Regions from separate parts of the Homo sapiens genome. Here region 2 is linked to region 1. The links are chromatin contacts, found by Hi-C or POLR2A ChIA-PET in ENCODE. All regions are on one chromosome and are shown on one strand. The core of a region is the stretch at or near the end of the contact, and the rest is flanking DNA. Distances in the headings are between cores, read along the strand shown.

Evidence for each region. Hi-C counts contacts between places; a loop is a spot of excess contacts on that map. ChIA-PET counts read pairs that join two places held with the same protein, here RNA polymerase II (POLR2A). Pooled maps may share reads with other maps.
Region 2: a map of naive thymus-derived CD4-positive, alpha-beta T cell shows a loop between it and region 1 (9-fold over the local background). The contact joins two enhancer-like sites. A Hi-C loop is called at or near these places in 4 of 168 maps with a recorded cell type or tissue (PC-3, Right ventricle myocardium inferior, naive thymus-derived CD4-positive, alpha-beta T cell and 1 more), 5 of 37 single-sample maps with no recorded cell type and 9 of 50 pooled maps. POLR2A ChIA-PET finds 5 or more read pairs at or near these places in 10 of 52 experiments (AG04449, Caco-2, GM12878 and 6 more).

What each region holds. Positions count from the first base shown.
Region 1 is chr3:124,615,030-124,617,625 of GRCh38, forward strand. All of the region lies in intron 34 of KALRN (kalirin RhoGEF kinase), which reads left to right. Among named protein-coding and RNA genes, the nearest start is that of UMPS, 110 kb to the right of the region's middle. Within about 2 kb of position 1,287, at least 5 of the 41 ENCODE cell types and tissues checked have a DNase peak (open chromatin) inside an H3K27ac peak, as active enhancers do.
Region 2 is chr3:124,653,409-124,656,004 of GRCh38, forward strand. It overlaps KALRN (kalirin RhoGEF kinase), which reads left to right. Exons shown (of 60, transcript NM_001388419.1): 39 at 2,193-2,259. Among named protein-coding and RNA genes, the nearest start is that of UMPS, 76 kb to the right of the region's middle. Within about 2 kb of position 1,288, at least 2 of the 41 ENCODE cell types and tissues checked have a DNase peak (open chromatin) inside an H3K27ac peak, as active enhancers do.

The DNA of each region.
Region 1 (2,596 bases), core at 37-2,536:
GACCAGGGTTAGGCAAGCCAAAATTATATCAGAGTTTTAAAACAGCTGGGCTAAGTGAGTATGCAGTTTTACCTGGTGGATTAGAACACTGTCCCAGTGACAGACACTAGGGGATCAAAGTTAACATAACTATAGTCTAATCAAATCAATATTGTATGCCTCCTGATTTGATGCATCATTTTTGGGATATTCCTACCAAAAACACACACCTTAAATGTAATCATAAGGAAATACATGGCAAACCAAATGAGGGACATTCTACAAAATAACTACCCTGTACTTATAAAAGATGTGCAGATCATAAAAGACATGATCTTTCTCTATGAAGGACATTATTGGAATAACTGTCAATATTTGAAAAAAACAGGATATCACTGTTAAATTTCTGATTTTGCTTATTGTCCTATGGTTATATAAGAGATGTCCTTGTTTTAAGGAAACCTATACTAAAGTATCTGGGAATAAAGGGGAATCTTCTCTGTAACTTATTCTCAGTTTGGAAAGAGAAAGATGAAAAAGCTAAGGGCAAAATGTTAACATTGGAGGAATCTGAGTAAAGAGTATATAGGAATTATTTGTACTAGTCGTGTAACCTTTCTCTAAATCTGAAATTATGTCAAAATAAAAAGTTTTAAAGAACTGGTGCCAGTGGGATCATACTGGCGAATCCGGTTGCAGGGTGGGCCAGGCAGTTCATTTTCCTAGCCGTGTGTATCTTTAGTGTGGAATCTGTGCTCCCGGTAGCAAGGAGGCCAGAGAGGAGAACCACAGAGAGACTTTTGCGGGAAGAGCACAGACTTGGAAAGTGTAGGATGAAACACTGAGCTTGGTCAGGAGGCTTAGACTGAACTCAATCTTGTCTACTGCTTTTTCCTAAGCCAGGTAGTGAAGACCTAGAAGAAAACCCACTTGGCACAGGTGGTTGGGAGAAGGAGGATCAGATTAAGACTGTAGAGCCTCCTATTACATTAAGTCCAAGAGACCCTAAGCCTTCACACTTTCTTTCCTGTTCCACCCAAAAATACAGTTTACCAAAAAAGGACACTGCAAACAAGCAGTCTTTGACCTCTAGCCACCTGTTACTTCCTCCATATATGCAGTTTCCTCTTCTTGCTTCTTCTCTCAGGTTTCCTAGGAGAATTTCCATTGTGACATTTTCAGTTAAGTAGCACTTAATTACAGTCTTAAACTTTCCAGAGCCACCCTGCTTAACTCTTCCCCCCAGCCTCTATAATTAAGCCTGTTGCAGTTACCTTTGGTTAAGGTTACTACTGAAGGGCACATTGTGAGTTGAATCCAGGCCAGGCTTCCCACTGGCTTCTGGGTATACTTGATGTGATAGTACATAAGCCTAAAATAACTCGGCTAGACTGCAACTTAGCTCCTACTTTGGCATTCATAACAGGTTTTGAGTTTGACTGACTACCTTGCTGTCAGAATACCATCTCCAGGAGTCTCACTCACCCTTTTTCTTCCAGATCTAGGGAATAATAGCCAAGCTCAATGAAATTTGGTAAATGCTCTATGTTCCCTCTGGGGTCATCATCTACATTAGCATATTAGAGGTTCCCAGAAGTCTTGCAGTAAAGAAAAAGGTGGCTTTCTTAACTCATCTTTAATTGACTGGGCAGCACTTAGAACTTCTTAAGGAACTGGCCAGGCGCGGTAGCTCATGCCTGTAATCCCAGCACTTTGGGAGTCCGAGGTGGGCGGATCATGAGGTCAGGAGATCGAGACCATCCTGGCTAACACGGTGAAACCCCGTCTCTACTAAAAATACAAAAAATTAGCCGGACATGGTGGCCGGCGCCTGTAGTCCCAGCTACTTGAGAGGCTGAGGCAGGAGAATGGCGTGAACCCAGGAGGCGGAGCTTGCAGTGAGCTGAGATTGCACCACTGCACTCCAGCCTGGGTGACAGAGTAAGACTCCATCTCCAAAAAAAAAAAAAAAAAGTTATATTGCTAAGTTTTGTCCCTAGCTTTTCATTACCAGCCATTTAATGACCAAAGAATTTGTGTTGGCTGGGCGTGGTGGCTCACGTCTGTAATCCTAGCACTTTGGGAGGCTGAGGCAGGTGGATCACTTGAGATCAGGAGTTTGAGGCCAATCTGGGCAGCACGGTGAAACCCTGTCTCTACAAAAAATTTAAAAAAATTAGCTGGGCATGGTGGCATGAGGCTATAGTCTCAGCTACTCAGAAGGCTGAGGTGGGAGGATCACCTGAGCCCAGGAGGTTGAGGCTGCAGTGAACTGTCATTGAGCCACTGCACTCCAGCCTGGGTGACAGAGTGAGACCCTGTCTCACACAAATGAACAAAGAATTTGTGCTGGCAATGCAAAGATGGAGGAGACCTCCTCTCAAGGACTTTGCTCAGTGAGGGAAAATATGTAAACAAGCATTTATCAGTGCCAAACAAATAGCACAAAAAGGTATTCAGAGCAAAAGGAGAACATGCTGGGCTTACAACGAAGAAGTCCTTGGTAAGCTTCAGAAAAGCAGAAAAGCTAAAGGGTGTATAAGCAGGGAAGAATGCAACATAGTACAGTGAACTGAAAAATTAGACTAAAGTGAAGGGTTCTTATAGGACACTGGTC
Region 2 (2,596 bases), core at 38-2,537, 38 kb after region 1:
AATAACAACATAAGTCTTTGCTCTCATGGCAAGTTTAAATTCTAGTGGGAGAAATCAGACAATAAACAAAATAAATTATGTATTATGTTGGAAACAAGAAAAAGAAAAAAAAATAGAGCAGTGTAAGGGAGATCCAGAGAATAAATGAGGCCATGCTGCAATTTTAAATGGCCCTGGCATTTGCACAAAGACCGGGGGAGGTAAATTAGCCATGGAGAAAAAGTGTTCTCAAGAGAGAGAACAGCCAGTGCAATGAATCTAAGAGATTTTCTGTGGAAGACCAGCCATTCCCTATCCCTGTGAAAGGAGGTTAGAAGTGGTTCTAACCAGTAGCTGAAATAATTTTAGTTGGACCAAAGAATAACATTTGTTTGTAAATAACTTCTACTAATAAGAACTTATCATGAAAAACATGCCTTGTTGTCAGTTCATTTGGCAATTAATTGTGCACTGCCTTGCAATGCCTGCAATTTAAATCCTTGATGTCACTTTTCAGAATGTCTTTTAATACGTCATGGTCTCCTTCATTAACCCTTCAAGGGAAGAGATGACAGGTCCACTAGCAGCACCTAATACAGTTCCCTTCTCTAAAGGCTGAGAAGCCAAAGATAGCCCTCATCTGTCAGCAAATAGCTTAGGATAAAAATATCGCCTGGAGACAGAGAGCTGGACTTCATCTCCAGAGGGCCCTCCCAGCCCCATATTCCCACTCTAACTTTCCTGTGGGTTTTCTTTTGCCACTTTCTACCAGGCGGTAACTTGGGCCATGGTAAAGATATATTTAAATGCTTTCATTTGGCCTTGCCAGTTCCTTCCTGTGGCCTAAAACACATGATTGTCTGTGCTGGAGAGGGAGCTGTTGGAAGTGCTGGGTGCACTGATAAAGAAGCATGTGTTCCTCTGCTTCCTCCCCATTGCCCAGAGGCCCCAGGCTCCAGGAATGTGGTGGCTTCTGGGGCTATACGGAGCAAGAGTTTCAGATGAATTGCTTCCTGGGTTAAAAATGGTTACCACCCTTGTGCTGGGGTCCCACTTTGACATCTCAGAACTTTATCATTTCTGCTACTTGTGCCCAAAATGCAATTGTGTGGTCCCAGGCAAAACTCATTCCAATCAGATTGGAAGAGTTTGACTCCAGTAGGTTGCACAGCACCACCCTGCCCCTGTGCACAACTTTAGCATTTTATGTAAAGCTCTTTAGTGTCTGGACAAAAGACAGAAAGAGTGTTTGGGTTTGAGGCTTCAAGGACTCCCAAGAGCCAGTCAGAGTAGTTTACCAAGCAGTGGGCTGCTGGGAAAGAGCATGGTCTTTGGACTCTTGCACAACTGGGTTCAAATCCTGGCTCTGCTACTCACTTTGCAATCATGGTCAGGTTACCTAATCTTTCTGTCTCTGCATTTTCATTTATATAAAATAGGTTTTACAATACCTACCTTATTATAAGCATGGGAAAACCCAGATGAAGGGAGTGGCACATAGTAAATGGTAGAAAGAATTAACAAGAAAGAAACCAAGAGAGCAAATGTCCTTGTAATTGTTAAATCCTGCATCCTGGAGAAGGTAGTGCTGCATTAAATGTGTGATTTTGGAATGTCTGCAGTCCATCTTTCTGGCCTTGACTGGGGGTTTTCCAGGCCAGTTACCATGATACCTATCTGAATAATTGCAGCTTCCATATCTTAAAAACTTCACTTGATATCTATCCTTGTCTTGGAGGACTTACAGGTTGGTAATCAAATAAATGTCTTTCTCTTCTTGTTAAGTGAAGAATGGAGCTGAAATGAAGGAAGAAAAGTCTCATCTTAACCCCTGCCCAGCCTCAAAGCTTTCAGAACGCAGTTTTGCCAAAATGGTTGTCAATCTTTCTGCCCTCTGTCTATACAATCGTTCAGTTGTAGGTGAGGGAGAAACACATGAAGAATAGAAAGAAGAATGCTAGGTACTGAGCGTCATTTTTCGTGTGACTATTGTATGTCACCTGGGGAAGTCCTTTCTGGCCTTGGTGTCCTCAGCCCTTCAGTAGGGCCTCCTCTAGGGAAAGCATCCGTAAGCATCTTTCCCAGGAGATAAGTGTGGGTGTTTTAAGGGGTCTTGTTATAAAGGTGCCAAAGTAACTTTTCTGTGAACTTAAGTGAAGATTTTTGGCTTAACAATGAAGAGGAACACTCACTGTTCTTAATCTCCTGCTCAGGTTTGTCCTGAATGAGCTGGTACAGACAGAGAAAGACTATGTCAAGGATCTGGGCATTGTGGTGGAGGTAAGTAGAGGGTTCCAGGTGGGTCTGTGGTCACCCAACCAGGAGCACGTTGGACCCTACCTAGGCCAAGGTGTTTTAATCTGATGGTTACATGTACTTTACTGTCTGAGCACTTGCAGAAATGAAAATAAAAATGGTAATAAGTAGAATATGTAGGCAATATTTTTCTTTTCCCCTTGAAATAAGATATTTAGAGGGAAGTAGTGGCCTGAATGTTATAGCATTTGGGGGAGCCTCTTGGTTAGAGTGGAACTCATTCCACTTTGTTTTAGGTGACCAAGCTATTGTCTTAAGAGCTTTTCTTTGATGTTTAACTATGTGGACATATATTCTTCAG